2 separate regions of the Mus musculus genome follow, and region 1 is linked to region 2. The links are chromatin loops, found by intact Hi-C in ENCODE. Cell type or tissue: heart. All regions are shown on one strand. Links, peaks and the distances in the headings refer to the core of each region. The heading gives the core; the rest is flanking DNA. Region 1 overlaps Gm34472 (a long non-coding RNA gene). Region 2 holds the start of Gm10384 (a long non-coding RNA gene).

What was found. Hi-C counts contacts between places; a loop is a spot of excess contacts. Peaks named below come from ENCODE experiments on the same cell type or tissue, not always from the same donor. Only the 100,000 strongest peaks of a DNase experiment are listed, where the experiment ranks them.
Region 1: a loop joins it to region 2, with 2.1 times the contacts of the local background. A loop is called at or near these places in 3 of 42 quality-filtered maps.

What each region holds. Positions count from the first base shown.
Region 1 is chr15:36,824,194-36,832,860 of GRCm38, forward strand. The region is part of intron 1 of Gm34472 (a long non-coding RNA gene); the gene reads right to left. Among named protein-coding and RNA genes, the nearest start is that of Gm34472, 14 kb to the right of the region's middle. In heart, for the core only: no CTCF peak of the experiment used is centred there; a DNase peak (open chromatin) is centred at 3,998; H3K27ac peaks cover 1,441 bases.
Region 2 is chr15:36,875,276-36,883,942 of GRCm38, forward strand. Gm10384 (a long non-coding RNA gene) reads right to left here and starts at 4,766. Exons shown (of 2, transcript XR_875155.3): 1 at 4,413-4,766. In heart, for the core only: no CTCF peak of the experiment used is centred there; DNase peaks (open chromatin) are centred at 966, 1,026 and 4,526; H3K27ac peaks cover 3,103 bases.

The DNA.
Region 1 (8,667 bases), core at 198-8,197, 51 kb before region 2:
CAGAGAGGTCTTCTAAGAAACCATGAATGAGTGGCCATTTTTGGTTTGGTTTGGTTTGGTTTTCGAGACAGGGTTTCTCTGTATAGCCCTGGCTGTCCTGGAACTCACTTTGTAGACCAGGCTGGCCTCGAACTCAGAAATCTGCCTGCTTCTGCCTCCCGAGTGCTAGGATTAAAGGCGTGTGCCACCACCGCCCAGCAAGTGGCCATTTTTTATGAATCTGTTCCTCAGGCTTGAACACTTGGGCTCTGATAATCCCCCTGCCTTAGCCTCCACAGTAGCTGGGATTACCACTTAGTGCCCTGGTTTCAGGGATCACCATGGCAAGCGCATTCCCCTCTGCTCCCGGTCCTGAAGGCCTTAAAGACGGTTTCTTGCTGCAAGTCATGGAAGAAAGGGAGTCAGGTATTCACTTTAGGATTCCAATCTGTTTACGTGCTTGACCTGTCTCTGGAGCTGACATTGACAGAGTCGCAGTGACTTCTGATGGGATTCAAGAAAAAACATTTTCATACGGCTTTCACTTTCCAAAGCCAGCCACATCAGGAGTTAGGTGGTGAGACTTAGCCTTTGAGTGGTTTCTGCAATAATCTAACCTTGTTGTATTACACTAAATTTTTGTATGTGTATACATGAAGAATTTTTTCTTGTTATAATTATGCCTTTAAAAACTATTCCTTAATGCCAGGTAGTAGTGGTGCACGCCTTTAATTCTAGCACTTGAGGGGCAGAAGCAGGCAGATTTCTGTGTTCGAGGCCAGCCTGGTCCATAGAGTGAGTTCCAGGACAGCTAGGGCTACACAGAGAAACCCTGTCTCGAAAAACAACAACAACAAACAAAAACCAAGCAACCAAGCAACCAAACAACCCTATTCCTTAAAATGGACCCCTTATTTTAGATTGTTTTCAATAAAAGAAATTGGAGAGTCATGACCTCAAAGCTTAGATAAGATTCTGACCTTTTTTTAAAAAAAAAAAAAAAAGCTTTCCAAGACTTGAGCTAAATGAATGGTGCTAGCTATCTCCCACACAATAATCTTGCTGAAAGCTATTTAGGTATTTATTACTATTCAGTATGCTGGGGTGGGGGTGGGGGCAGAACACTGTGCCTTCTGCTCAGGAGACCTCCTACTGAGCTACATCCCTGCCCTACAATATTATTTTTGATGACTTAAGTTCATATCCACTCAGGTAGGAGCCAATCAGCATACTGACTAAGAAGCAGGAAGCCCTCTTGGGTCTGTAAGCATGTGCATAAATTATGGTACGCCTGAGTGTGCTGGAATGGCCAGGCAGCAAGGCATGCTTGGCTGCTGCTAAGGGAATGCAGGAACATTTTGTGAATAGAGAAAGACTTGTCCCAGTAAGGCCTACTGTCACCTCTAGCATGTAAGGAACCTTCGGATGTCAGCCTCTGTCTGTGGGCACAGCAAGGAAACCAAACATGTAGGCCTTTGAAATGGTAAAGATGCATGTCCCAAGAGCAAAGCTTCATATTTCAAGGTCCAATGAGTCACTGAAGTAGTAAGATTTGGAGTCTTCCTTCTAAGGTTCAGACAGGAGAGCTATGGGAGAGCCATATGCACAGCAAAGCCAGACACTGCGGAGGCCCTGCCTCCCTGCCTCTGTTCCTCTCTTCTTTCTTAGTCTTCTTGGGAAGCAAACAGGGCTTCTTTGTGTACCTCCTTTGGGACATTTGAGGGACACACACACTTTTTATCAATGTTGCTAGTTTATCCTTGTCTTGCTTCCATGCCTTCTAAGCTGGCAAATCCTGAAAGATGGTATTAGCAGTTTGGAATTAATTCTATTTGTACAAAAAAGTACAAGCAATTCAGAACAGAAATCAATCAGAAAACATTCATAATAATTGACAAGATAGTAGTTAACTTCTTCCTTTCCTCCTCTTCCTTCTTCTCCTCGTCCTCCCCCTCCTCCTCCTTCTTCATTGAGACAGGGTCTCAGGTATTGCAGGCTGTCCTCAAACTCAATATGCATCTGCGGATGACCTTGAACTTCTAACCCTTCTACTTGTTCATCCCAAGTGCTAGGATTGCAGGTGTGTGCCACTACGCTGGATCTATGAGGTACTGAGGATCAAATCCAGTGTCTCTGACATGCTACACAATCCTTCTACCATAATGTGTGTGTGTGTGTGTGTGTGTGTGTGTACATTGTGCTGGAAACTAACCCAGGGCCTTTTTTCTACTGGACAAAGTCTCTATGGTTGAGCTACACACCCAACACCAAAGAATAGTTTTAAAAAGAAACTATAATAAGCCCAACAGTACTTTTGTGATACCTAGGGATACCTTTGTTTGTGGTGAAATGTCCAGAATATCCTTATCTGAGCAGGGACTCTGGAGGCTGACCCCAAGGCTCTGCACATGCTAAGAAGACTATCACTGACGACACATCAGTACCTTCTCCAGATTGTGATTTAAAGTCAAGGTCTCACTATAAGGACCTAGTTGGCCTGGTACTCACTGTAGAGCAGGCTAGCCTATAGCTCACAGAACTCTGCCTGTTGCCTCCCAAGTGCTAAGAATAAAGGCTTGTACCATCATGATGAGCTTCAGCCATGTTCTGAGAGAGATTATTTTTGATTTTAGAGTGTGAAAACTCAAACATTGATTCACTAACTTGCAAAAACAAATAAAAAAACAAAAAACACATAAACAAAACAAGTCCCCTTCTCCCTTACGTCTGCGATTTACTTTGGTAAAAGGAGTGAGACCCTTTCCTCTCTAGTGGGTCTCTCCGCTCTGTGCCTGTCATTCCTTCTGTCTGCTAGTGCTTTTAGCTTTTAATGATCTTCTGGAACCTTGGCTGTAACTGCAGCAGGGCCAGGTGAGCAAGTCCTGAGTCTCCCTTTGCATCTGACATGTCCCACACTGCAACCACGTTTGGGTGAACACTAAGTAAATCTTTGTTGACTGAAGCGTCTAAGTCAATTCATTCCTGTGGCTCTCTGAAAGCGTGCTTGTTATTTATTAAGCGCCCACAATGGGTCAAAGAGTCAATGAATTTCAGAGCTGGAGGGGTTTTAGAGGTGACCTTGTCCAACCCCTTCATTTTATAAACAGGAAGCTGAAATCCAGAGAGAGGGCTCTGCCCAAGGTCAGACACCAAGAACACTCAGAGCTGAAAACGAAACTCAGTGAAGGCTCTTGGTTCTTACTGCAGCCCTGTTATTTCTACCCTCTAGTTTATAATGTAATTATAACAAGTATTTGTAGCTGAAGACATTAGCATATCAGAAGGATGACCTTAGAATCTATATGTAGTTAAGAGAAAACTGATAAAAAGAGAGAAAAGAAGGGAAAGTGAACAGCTCTAAATACTTGTTTTAGAGTTGATTTGACATTAGTTATATTGCATTATCTTCCTGAACAAGATGTAGAGATGGCAAAAGGACAAAATAGAACATGCAAGAAAAACATCGAAAACAAACTAATAAAAGTTAAAAAAAAAAGGAGCCAGGCTAGAGTGAGTATTGCATAGAATGTGTGTCTGAAATCCCTGACAATAGCGGTAAGATGGCTCAGTGCCAGAGGACACACCAAGAAGTTACACAGTTCACAGTTCTCAGATGACAAACCTGCTAGCTCTGGAAAGGCTCAACTCCTTTCACTAATGAAGCCCAAAGAGAACATCCTCTCATGAGGGCTCCTACACCTTAAAGTAAACGAGGATAAATTGGAATCAGAAGGACCACCTTTCTGAGGACTCATCCCATCTGGGTCATGTCCCTTGAAGAGACTTTTCAAGTCACGACACCCCTGTGTTCCACATTTGTGGAAGGGAGAAGGAAACCGGGCCACCTCCACCGGGGGGGGGGGGGGGGGGGGAGAGAAGGGGAATACACACATTAGGTACAGATTCTGCTACCCCCGCCCCTTCCAGGCTTGATTGGAAGGAGCTAGATCTGGCTGGATCCAGGACCTTCTGTGTGAACAATCCTAAGTTCCTGCCCCCAAGGGAGTTTACGCTTATCAAAGAGGAAGTCTAGAACCTGGGCCAACTCCCAAAAGGGCTGCTTCCCCTGACTGCCCAGAAGAGCCCTTTAGAGGATGCAGAAATGAATTTCCTGGAAAACTGCTTAGAGCTCCGAGTGCCTAGGTATCCCAAGTTTCAGTGCTTGGAGATAGAGGGATAGGGAAGGGAGATGGGAGAAAACAGGAGAGCCATTCCCCCACTGGAACACAGAAGAGTGCTCTTTGACCTAAAACCCAGCCAAACAAACACAAGTTTAGGCTCTTTTTCTAGTTTGGTCTTCTGGTCTACTAAGGAAAATGTCACTGAGAATAATCAATTAGAACTTGAACTCCGCGTCAAAGCTAGGATGGTATTTTGCCACATGGGGGAAAAGAATCATGTATCCACATACAAGATAACGCCCCCAGTCTTTAGCTTTGCTCTATGATTAAATAAACTTGGGAGGAAAACAAACTCTTAAAGGAGCTGGGGTAAGCAGAGGGTCAGCTCACTCATCCAAACGTGTCTGTCCACGGTTATTCCAACGTAATATTTTTATATACAAGTAAGGTCAGCAGGAGAAGCAACTAATTTGAAAATCAGTTTCCAGTCTTGTATTTGCTTCCTCTCATGGCTCCCAAGCTTAGAAGGCTGCATTTGCTCTGCAGAGTCTGTAGGATTTGATTCACAGTAATGGTGGGGATTTATAGGGACTCTCCTGGAACTCTGCCTTCTGTACAAACTTACCTTCTACAAGATAAGCTGGGGAACACTGAAGTAATGACACTGTACTTCGAGATAAGTTGGGGAATGGTGAGGTAATGTAAGCTGCTGCCTACGATGTTTCTGGGATTCCTCTTGTGGCGTCACTCTCTGAGGCTCTTACACTTGATTTTATGTGTAACAAAGTGGGCTTCTTCCAGTGTGGCTCTGATATGTGAAAACTCACAAAGCCACTCAAGGGTCAGTTGGAATGACTGAGATGAACAGTTGCTCAAACTGGGTGATGTCATTGTTGTCATCATAATCATTATCACCACCACCCCCATCATCACCATCATTACCACCACCACCACCATCGTCATCGTTGTGGTTTTTTGAGAAAGAGTCTCACTATGTAGCCTTTGCTGACTTGGAACTCACTATGTAGAACAGGAAGGCCTTCAAATACATATAGATACCTCTGTCTTTACCTCCTGAGTGCTGGAATTTAAGGCATGTGCCATCATGCCCAGCTGGATAATACTATTTTTGGTTGAAGACTTGTCAGGTCCAAAATATAATTATTTTATTTTCCAATGACCCTGACGAATTTTGACAAGGACACATATTTATGGAAGAAGAATTTACCTTCTATTATTCTCAAGAAATGGAAGTGTGGAATGGAAACAGCTTCTCCAGGACTAGTTCATCTGGTTCTTCTGTTTGTAATTACCCTTCTGGGGGCTCAAGCTACTTGTTTTATAAGCAACATAATAATTGCGTTCTTAGTTGCTGGCAAAGCACAGTCCATATTCAAATGTAAGATAATCACTAAAGCAAATTGTCCTTCACCCACCAATTTAGTAAGACCCGATGCCCTTACAGTTACCTTTATCTTGAGCCATGGAGGACACTTGAATCATCCAGTTACTCACTTAAGTGTGCCTTCTATTCATTTCAGCTTGAACCTGCTTTCTTGAGTTTCCACATCAATTTGATAATATAAAAGAGAAACTTAGGTGGCCTTGTTGATAGTCGGTAGTGTTAGGATTTTTGAAGTCTCCTGTCGCTTCTTGTATCCTCAGGATTGTGTAATGTTTTAAGTACAAAGGATAGCTCTCCCCAGCATTCCTTTGTGTTTCTTATATGTGACAGCAAAAGATTGCAGTTACTTTTTTTGAGCCATTCAAAGATTTTAGTAAACAGCTAGAAAAGGAGACAATATTCTCCTATGTATTTCCTCTATGAATTCTTGGTTGTTTTTTTCCTTAGCAGTTGAATTATAAATGGTGCAGCTTGGAATAAACACATACAGACACACACACACACACACACACACACACACACACACACACAGGTACAGGCATACACTACACAGATATACATATACAGACACACAGATGTGTGTCACACATAGACACACATTATTTTATGTCTTTGCCATCTTATTGTCTGTTACTCTTCTTACTCCTTAAAGATCAGCCTCTTTGCTTTTATACACACACACACACACACACACACACACACAAAAAGGTGTTTTATCCTTTTGGGTTTTAATTCTGAGAATTCTATAAAAGATAATATAATGCTGTTTACTGTGGTGGTTTGAATATGCTTGGCCCATGGGGAGTGGCACTGTTACAAGGCATGACCTTGTTGGAGGAAGTATGTCACTGCTAGAGTGGGCTTTGCCATCCAATATTCAGGCTCCACCCAGTGCAGAAGACAGTCTTCTCCTAGCTGTCTTAAGATCAAGGTGTAGAACTCTTAGCTTCTTCTCCAACACCAAGTCTGCCTGGATGATGCTGTGCTTCCCACCATGAGGACTGAACCTCTGAAACGGTAAGCCAGCCCCAGCTAAATGTTTGTCTTGTTAAGAGTTGCCTTGGTCATGGTGTCTCTTCACAGGAATGAAACCCTGAGACAATTGTCTACCTGCAATTGTGAGGCCATTTGACTAAGAAAAAGAAAAAAGAAAAGAAAAGAAAACAGGTGTGTGTGCAGCTGTGCATACATGCTGTTCACTTGTGCATACAGTCGTGAGTGCAGCTGTGCATACAGGTGTGCGTGCACCTGTGCATACATGCTGTTCACCTGTGCATATGGCCACATGGTTGTCTCAGTGAGCAGAGCTGTGCGGCAGAGGTGAGAGGGGAGAACATCTTGAAGACATGCTTTTTAAACCTAAGTTTTAAATCTTGAAGAATGCAGTCCCAATGAATGATTAAAAACAAAACAAAAAAATACCTGCTGGCTTAAAAAAGGAAATGAAGAGAAGAATCAAGGAAAAATAAATACTGCTTGTGATTCTGAGTCTGGAATTTGGTGTGAAGAACAATTGGGAAATTCTGTCTATCTGAACAGATGAGCCTCTAGTTCACTGCTGCTCAGTCTGTGGATGGCAACCCCTTTTGGGTACCAAACATCCTTTCACAAGAGCAGAATATCAGATACCCCGCATACCAGGTATTCATGTCAGGATTCATTAACAGTAGCAAAATTACAATTGTAAAGTAGCAACAAAAACAATTTTGTGGTTGGTGGTAACCACAACCTGAGGAGAGTCACAGTGATAGGAAGGCTTGGAATCACTGCTCTAGTGCTATAACTAGAACCACTGGCGTTTACTGCATTAAGAAACCTTTCCTATCTCAAGGTAATACTATGGATCACAAAGATAACTGACATCTGGCTGTGGTCTCTACATGTAGGCATGTGTACCTGCACACTGCTGTATGTATCACACTCATATACATAACACACCACACTTTGCATACCACAACCTGGTCTCTGCCATGCACTGTGTCTTTGTCACCTTGAGGATCCCTGCACTGTTCCTCTCTTTGTCCCCTAACACTGTTGCATGGCACTTTCCTCTAATTGAACCATCCCCCGAGGAGGGAGGGAGGGAGAGGGTCAAAGGTCTCCTAAGGTTGACACAAGGTCACTTGTTTTAGAGAACAGCAACTTGGACCATTCTCAAGGCCCCATTCCAGCAGTTTAAAATGAGTAAACAACTGTAGGGGAGGAGACTGTTAATCAGGCCAAGGGCAGAGAGAAGAGTTGTGGGTTTTGTTTGTTTGTTTTTGTTTTGTTTTGTTTTTGAGGGTGGAGCTGTCTGCAAGCTGCCAGAAAGCTCCAGGGTTGCAGCTCCTTGAGTTTTTCTGGTATTTTGTGACCATTATTGGGGTGGGCTTTCTGTGATTCAGCTGCTCTTGGGTCACCCCTTGCTCCTCGTAAGCAACCCTAACAAACACTGCTTCACCAAGTTGGCCACTGGTGTAATTGTTACTTAATTGGTCAGTCACGAACTCCCTCTAGGCAGTGAATAGAGGAGTGTGTCCTGTTTTCCCAGGAAAAGACAACTAACTACACAAGACACTTAGCAATACTTAAGGCTTAGTGGCTAATTAGATCAAGGGTGGCCCTCCAGAACTGAGATGCCATTGAGGGTAGGGACCCACGAGAGGAGACTTCCCAAGCTGTGCTGTGCCTTTCCACTGTTTCCCTGCAGTATAATATAGGATGAAATTTTATGGGTGTTTTGATTTGTTTTCTTTAGTGTCAGCAGTGACAAATGCTTGTAGACAGAACAAGGGCGTGTCCTGTCAGCCTGTCTCACCTTCTCAGCCAGAATATAATACTGCCGCAAAGGACTTCTATTTCCTGGGTTCCAGGGTCTGGGGAGGGCTGAGTTAGGCCTTAGTGTGTAGTCCACAAATTTCTGATCTTCATAAATTGAGTTAGTATTCGACTGAGGACGCTGGCTTTCTCTAACCATGTGATGGGCCAACATCCTATAGATGGAGTCTGACTACAAACTGTGAAAAATAGTAAACTCAGAGTCAGCCTCTGAGGACCTTATATTCTCATCTAGGACTCTGCCATTGATGCATCCTTTTTTTTCTTTTTTCTTTTGGTTTTTGAGACAGGGTTTCTCTGTATAGCCCTGGCTGTCCTGGAACTCACTTTGTAGACCAGGCTGGC
Region 2 (8,667 bases), core at 189-8,188:
TTGGTATGACTGGTTTGTAAAACACTATTCTCCATCACTTCTGCCTCTCAAGAAGGAGATGCTGTTTCTTCCTTGCCTCTTCTCAGACTTTCACTCTGAAGAATGCCTGCAGGCCCACAAGGAGGACCACACAGTGAGAATTAACCTGCCAGTGGCCAGCACTAGCCAGCCAGGAGAGTGAACTCTCTTGGAGTGGTACAGCCTACCTTCAGTAAGCCTTCAGATGCTGGTAGCCTGGTACTCTTGAGCCACCTTGAGCCTGGTGGCCCTGTGAAAATGCTTCCCGACGTCAATGTCACAAGGTCGTGCTTATTGCTTTAAGCTGCTAAATGTTGAGGCAATTTCTTACTCAGCCACAGAGAACTGATGCATATCCTATCCCAAAGAGGGTTCTAGGAGAGGGACAGATGTGGCTCTAGTGTTGATGGTTGATGGGTGTCTTGAGAGACACCTAGGAGACTAGTAAGATATACTTCTGTGTGTGTCTGCAGAGACATTTCCAGAGATGGCGAGGTCTTGAGAGCTCTCACCACCAGATCACTGGTAGATTCCAAATTCCATGAGCCAAGACAACTGGGAAGTGGGACTGTGGCAGCTGGAGCCCGAGTTGGGAACTGCATGGGAAGGGGGTCACTGGGTTGTGCCCTTGAAGGGTCCTTTTGCGCCCTCTCTTCTTACTCTTCTCTCTCTTGGTTGCCATGAGGTTAGTAACTGGTCCTGTATGATGTTCTGACTTACCGCAGCCCAGGAACAACAGCCTCCAGCCATTTGAAGACCAGAATTTCTGCAGCCTCACACCAGAGCAAACACTTCCTCCCTGAAGTTGTTTTCTTATGACCACTTTTAGGGAGCACCGACTGACTAAGGAAGCGTCTCACTTCTGTACAAAGAGCTTCTGTATCACTTAGCTGTCCCTCTCCCCCCAGGATGCCACACCCTAATGACTTATGTGTTCTCTGCCCTCAAGATAAGCTTGTGGCCCTGAGAGCAGGGCCTGTGTCTTACTCATCCTTCATTAGCCAGATTATCAGCATCTCCATCTTTTCTATTGCTCGCCCCGATTGGTGTCTGTTGTGACGAGCAGGAACAGCCAATTCTGGGGCCTTTCTCCTCTCAGCTTCTTCCTTGGGCCATGGGACACACTTAGTTGTGTCTGTGCTTTGCAGGATGCAGATAATCCTGCCAGAGCCTACTGTGCTGCTGGGACTTTTCAGTCATTTCCTCTTCCCTAGAGAGGGAGCACAGTGGCTGCATCCTGTGACCCTTGGAGCCCAATTCTCTCTCTCTCTCTCTCTCTCTCTCTCTCTCTCTCTCTCTCTCTCACTTGCTCTCGCTCTCTCTCTCTCATGCGTGAGTCTTTAAACTTAGATCCTTGTCTCCAGCTTGCAAATAGATGATTAAGGAACTGAAGTGTTCGGGTCCGTCCTGGGTTGTGGTGTGTGTGTATGATATATGTGTATATATTTGATGTGTGTGCTATGTATGATGTATATGGCATGTGTGTGTGGTATGTATGATAGGTGGGTAGTGTAGGTGTGTATGTGTGATATGTATGAAACATATATATGTGTGGTGGTGTGTGTATGTATGGTTTTTAAACTTTTAAGGAAAATTACAAAGTATTTTAACATGCAAAAAAATAAAATGACGCCTTTGCATCTGCCTCTAAGAATAAACAGATGTTAACATTGTACCATATTTGTGTTAGATCTCTCTACTTAAAAATAAAATTAATTACTACAGATAGTGCCAAATACCTCCACTCTCTCCCACTCCCTAAAGTGAGAGTAGACAGGAGCTGATGTGCCCTGAAGAGCCTCCCTCCGCAGTTACTAGTTCATGCCTTTTCAAGACCACATCCATTGCTGTATCCATTTAAAACTTTTACATATGGCATCCTCCTGTCCACAGTAACTTTCCACTTCATTCTACTCTGCATTTTATTTTCCTCCTTTATAAGGTAGCAGTGTCCACACAACAAGACACAATGGTGATCCATAGCAGATCTGTCACTCTGAAAAGTCACCGCTAGGACCTTGATTTTTTGATATCCAAACACTATGCTGTGACGAATAGGAAGCCATGTCCGACTTCTGAATCTCAGAAGCAATCTGTGTCTGTCTGTCTCGTGGTGCTATACTTTGCCTGAAGCAACAAATGCCTGTGGTGATGGGGGGCGGGGGGATGGTTGGGGGCAGCTGAGAATTTCCCAAGCAAGAGTCTCAATTCATTCACCCACATTAACATCATCATCGTGGCTAAAGATGGGAAAGACTGGAAAACTAGACAACAAATCAACGAATGAAAAACTCGGAACAACGTCTGACGGGGGAGGTGAGGAGGGAGCCATTCTCTGCTCTCTCTGTGCACCACAAATCACCAAAGGCTTCCGAGCTGTGTGACTGGTTTTCCCTGTTCTTCCTGTTCAGTCTCCAGTTTCTGGGGAAGAGACTGATGTCACCATGGAGACAGGCACCAAGCATCCCCACCTCCATCTTGCTCAATGCAGCCATGGAAGCCCTAGGACTGAGGTCTTAGGAAGCCCAAGGACTAACTTCTTCTAGGTCCAGCCCTGCTCCTGCCTGCGACCATTCATCCAATAAACCAGTAGCTCATTGTCTCCTCTCCACAAGAATAAACTTGGACTTAAAGTACCAATAAGGCCTCTTAAACTATGAACCACAAGGTTTAACCTCACAAGGGAGTCTAACGCTATCTCCACTTTCTCGGGGATCTTTGTCAGCAGCTATGGCTCCCAGGGGTGGTACATGCTTTCAAGGAGAGAGAGAGAGAAAGAGAGGTCATGATTGATTAGTGATGTTTATGAAGCATAGGTAGAAAGCCTGAGAGGAAGTACAGCATTGTGTATTTATCCACCCCGACCTGCGCCGTTCCTGCCGCATTATTGCTTCTTTAATATGCTCATTGAACAAGCCCTGTGTAGCGTATGTTCTCCCTGCCTCCTTCCCACAGGAAGCTTAGTTTCTTCAAGTCTCACAGCTAGTTGACAGTGCAAGACATCCTAGCTGCCGCCACCACGAAGGCATTCTTCCCATGGGTGGGCTGAGACAGTGGATGGTGGCTGTGAGAACCTGCAGATTCTCAGTGCTGCAGGCCGTCAATACAGATGTCTAAACTGGCCCTCACCTTTTGAAAGTCTTGGCAGCAAGTCCAAGGTCACTTTCACTCTTAGCAGCCTGATTGAGGTGCATGCTGCTGTAAGTGGTGAGTCACCTGGGCTCCACCATCTCTGTTTTTCTGATGGAAGAAGACAGGCAGCCTGGCCTTGGGGATTTTAACTTGCAACAGGAAGACTGTATCCACTCTCATGTTGCCTGTGCTGGTCCTGCTGGGGTGTGCTGTTTGGTAAGGGCTTGTGCACATCTCTCTCCTTGCTATGTCGTGATGAAAAAGCAAGGCAAAAATCTATGGGACTTTAGAAAAGAATTTGCTAAAACACAAAAAGAATTCCTTCCCTGCTGGGGGTGGAAGTGAGGGGATGGCAGGTGCCCAGCAGAAACAAAGCCTTTGTAGAAAGAGGAGTGCCTGCACCTTCTGTGGTTCCCAGGGGCCCAGCCAAGAGATAGCTACTGAAGACCAGCCTTGGATGATTCCCCACCCCCACCCCCAGCCCTTGCTGCAGATCAAAGCATACTTGATGGGTTCAGATTACATAAATATTGAATAAGGACGCTGGGAAGACCAGAATCCTTAAAGGAGTTCGGGAGGAGGAGATACAGAAGATGGCAGCAGAAAATGCTGACTGTCAGATAAAGGCTGACAGGAAAGCTGATGACCACACAGTAACGATGGATCCTAACAATGGAGGCAGAGCCTCCTGGCCTGCGACCTGCACTTGACCGATTGGGTCAGGACAACTGGCAGGAAGAAAGCATTAATTTCTTAGTTTGATTTCCAGAAGTCTCCTCCTTTATCTGGAAGCTCTGCCCAATGAGTGCATTCATCCAGACTAACTTCCCCCCTACACACACACACACACACACACACCCCACATGTGCACACACTCTCACACATCTCACACATACATACACTTGTGCATACACACACACATGAGCACATATGCTTTCACACATGCACATGGATGCACACACACATGCACTCGCTCACATTCACACATATGCACACACACATATACACTCACTCATACACATATTCACAGTCACCACGCACACCTCGCACACCTACATAACTCACATCACACACACATTCACATTTACACAATGTACAACATGCATGCACTCACACACACACACAAGCACACACTCACATGTGCACATGCACATGTGCCTGTGCACACACTCACATAATACACTTGTACATGCGCACGCGCGCACACACACACACACACACACACTGACCTCACAGTGTCTTTTTCTCAGCCATGTCCTCACCTGAACCTTTAGTCAGCTGAGCCTCTGGACTGTCCGGCAACACCCCTGCAGCTGAGTTGCCATCCTTTATCCACCTCATTTGCTTCCTTCCTTTCGGCCCTTACTTGGGAAAGGCCTCCTGGTTTCAGAGGCCTCCTGGTTTCAGAGTCTCCTCTTCCTCCGCTTGCCCTTTCAAATGAGGAAGTGCCACATGGCCTTGAGAAAGTGAGGGGGAACTTACCAGGAGGACAAAGGGAAGCCTTATTCCAGGAAGAGGAAGCAGTTAGTACAAAGGCCCTAAGAAAGCAAATTAAAAGAGACAGCCAGAAACCTGGGCCCGTGTTAAGGTGGGGTGAACTTTCCTTGAAAATAATTTTGTTTAGTCATTAAAATGGTCAAAAGAGTTACTTATTAGCTCTATGTATGTTTATATTAATTGTTTCTCTGATCATAGACAAAGAAGTAATCTTAAAATTGATAAGAAAGTTGGAGAAAAATGGAATTAAGTAAGAAATTGATTTTTGAAAATAGCCAATAAACCCACAGGGGGAGAAATGAGAAACAAACAAACAAGATCAGTTCACAGGAAAACAATGACAGCTGACTCAAATACATACAAGACATTTGACCTCAGCTCAATACACAAAATAACAATTAATTCTCTATTGAGCTATCACCGTGACCTATTTCATTGACAGGAAACAAAGACTTTGATAGCATCTTCTCTTGGCTCTTTCGAACACTGATGGTAGGACTTTAGCATAGATCCAGTGGAGAGCAATCTGGCAACACCTAATCAAATTGTAAAGGCTTTGGCCAACAATCCCCCTCTCAGATTTTATTGAAGTGGTGCACTCTGTATGTGTGAGGTGATGTGTGTTGGGAGTGTTGGTCACAGCCTTCATGTAACAGTAGGTTTAGGCAGTGGCTCCACATCCATCCAGAGAGCATCATTAGACAGCTTTCAGCCTGACTGTACAGCAGAGGCAGGCTCTCTGTATGAACAGAGCTCTAACATAGGTATGAAGGACTAACAACATGAAGAACAGGCTCTTTAGTACATTGTGTGCAAAGTAGAGCTAGAAAAAGGGAAATGTGTACTCATACTTTCTTATAAAGGTGTAAAGGAAGTTGGGCTGGGTCCAAAAGAACTTAAGTGTTTGTCCCTGTGAACAAGTGTGGGAGTAGAGAGAACCACACCAACAGGTGACAAGGGTCTCCACTTAGACCTTGTCCCTTATTCTATGAATATGTGGACCCTATTCTAAGCAGCATGTGTGCTCTTGTGCACGCACGCGCACACACACACTTGTGCATAAATAAATAAATAAATAAATAAACAAATACATTCCTTTTTTGTAGTCTTTTTCAGAAAAGCTTTTTATAGCCTGGCTGCCCAGCACCTTCTTTTATAACTCACAAATTGTCCTCAGTAATTCTTAAGTATTAAAACAAACAAAACCAAAAATACCCCAAAACAACACATAAATGTCTTTGGAGGCAGCTCTGATTTTTAGTTGTTATGACCCCCTCCCACCCCCCACCCCCGGTCACCCTCTCCTCCTCCTCCTCCTTGCCCCTCCTCTGGAAGCATGGACTAGGTTCTTTCTAGTAGTTCTTTCCCAGTCAAGTTGTCATGTTTAGGTGGCGTCTCTGGAGTAAAGTCTGAAGCTGCCCTCTATTCTGGTGTCTTTCTTTGTTCTTTGGCCATTCCTCTCCTGAAGTATGTAAGAACTGGTCACTCTGTGCTTTGTAGTTGTTTGTCCAGACCCCATACCGTGTGCATGTCAGTTGTGCCTACCCAATCTGGGCACCTTGAAAAAAAAACTTTCCTAGCCGGGTAGTGGTGGCGCATGCCTTTAATCCTAGCACTTGGGAGGCAGAGGCAGGTGGATTTCTGAGTTTGAGGCCAGCCTGGTCTACAAAGTGAGTTCCAGGATAGCCATGGCTACACAGAGAAACCCTGTCTCGAAAACAAAAACAAAAACAAACAAAAACAAAACTTTCCAACAACTTCATGAAAATCCTTCAAACAAGGAACTGCTGTGCTGGAGAGCAAGGCAGCTGGTTGCTCAGTTACTCAGAGGTGTGGCAGGAGGCAGTGTCTGGAGAGTCCTGGAGGTGAGGGCAATGTCCAACTCCACAAGTAACAATGGTCCTGCCAGGTGTGTTAAGCAACTGCTCTCTGTAGATTTTGTTTTATTTATTATTATTGTATGTGCATATGGCACGTGTATGTGCATGTGTGTGTGTATGTATGTGTGTGTAGATTGTGTATGTATGTGTGTGTGTGTGTGTGTGTGTGTGTGTGTGTGTGTAGATCAGAAGACAACTTCCAAAAATCATTTCTCTCCTTCTACTGTGGGTTCTGGGGAATTGAACTGAAGTCAGCAGGCTTCGTGGCAAGTGCCTTGATGTCATCCCGATGGCCCCAACTGCTCTCTTTAAAAGGCACCATTAAGTTGGTCTGGTGGCACAGGCCTGAAATTCTACCTTTTTGGAAGGATGAGGCACGAGGATCGCAAGGTTCCAGGTCAGCCTGGGCAGCTTCATGGCATCCTGCCTGAAAAAAAAATGTCAAGAGAGGGGTGGGGTTGGTAGGAGACAGAACTCCACGGTACAGGTGCTGGTCCTCGGGATGCTGACTGAATGCTTACTATCCGGAAGCTCTTCTAGGAGGTCCTTACGTCCCAGAGAGAGAGAAGGAAGGTGAAAGGGAGGGAGGGAGGGAGGGAGGGAGGGTAGAAGATAGAGGTCAATACTGAGTATCTTGGGTCAGCCAGATGTCTCAATAGGTAAAGATGTCTGCCAGCAAACTTGAAGGCTGACTTCAAACCCTAGGACCCATGGTGGCAGGAGAGAACCAAGTTTTTCAAACTGTTCTTTGACCTCTAGGTGTGTGGCCCTCAACACCCCCATGTGTGTGCTCACACCCCCCATGTGTGTGCACTTATACCCCCATGTGTGCACTCACACCCCCCATGTGTGTGCACTCACACCCCCATGTGTGCACTCACACCCCCATGTGTGCACTCACACCCCCTATGTGTGCACTCACACCCCCCATGTGTGCACTCACACCCCCCATGTGTGTGCACTCACACCCCCCCCATGTGTGTGCACTCACATTCCCCATGTGTGTGCACTCACATACACATTTTTAAAATATTGAGCATTTTCTGTCCATTCTCTACCTTATTTTTAAAGATAAGATCTGTCACTGAACCTGGAGTTTACTGATTAGCTAGACTGACTGACTGGAGTCAGTCAAAGAGTAGGAAGGATTCCCTCACCCCCCTCTCTCCCAACCTACCCCCCTTCTCCCCCAACCTTCAGAGTTTCTGTATGTAGCCCTGGCTGTCCTGGCACTTGACATGCAGACCAAGCTGGCCTTGACCTCCTTGAGATCTGTCGGTCTCTGCCTCCCGAGTGCTGGGGTTAAGGGTGTGTGCCATACACCCTCTCCCAAGGGACTCTTTTGTTTTGTCCCTCCAGCTGTAGGGAAGCACTGTACACCAGACCAGGACACCCAGCTATTTGCATGGTATCAGGGTCTGTACTAATGCTCCCTATGCTTGCTCAGCAAGGTCTTTTTTGACTGAGCCACCTTGGCGGCGTCCCCTTCAGTCTCCACACCCTGTGGATGGCACCTGTCACTCCTTTGTCAAGCAGATGCTGCACGGAGGATGAGAGCTTACGCCTCACAGATGACTCACTGCAAGCTAACCTTTGGTAAGAGCTCTGCCCAGTTGTGTCTCATGCTTCATCCTCAGGATTACAGGTCTGTCTTTGACGACACAGTTGTGGTCCCAGCCAGTGACAATGCCTAGAGCATAGGGGCTGCCTGCTCATCATCTTTATTCTCTCGTCTGGCCCTGGCTTTCAGAGTAGATGGCTGAACACTTAGTCAGGTGTTAGTCTAGCACTATGTGCCTAGATCATCGCCATCCCATGGAACATTCTGTGAGGATGTTCTGGGAGATTCTAGAGTTTAAAGTTAAAGCCACCCTGTACTTCAGCCGTGTGGCTCCTGAGCACTTGAGAAAGAAAATGTAGCTTGTACAACTGGGCTACCAGGTTTCTCTTTATCAGTTTTGCTAAATGGTCAATTCTGACTGGTGGTTACCATAGTGAGTGATACAGATTTAGATTATTTGTTGTCTTAGTTCTACTATTGTAACAAAATACCAATGGGGTGGAGCAGGGGTTGGGGGTGGGGAAGCAACTTGCAAAGGAAAGGGTTTACAAGTCTCAGGGCACACTCCATCAGTGTGGG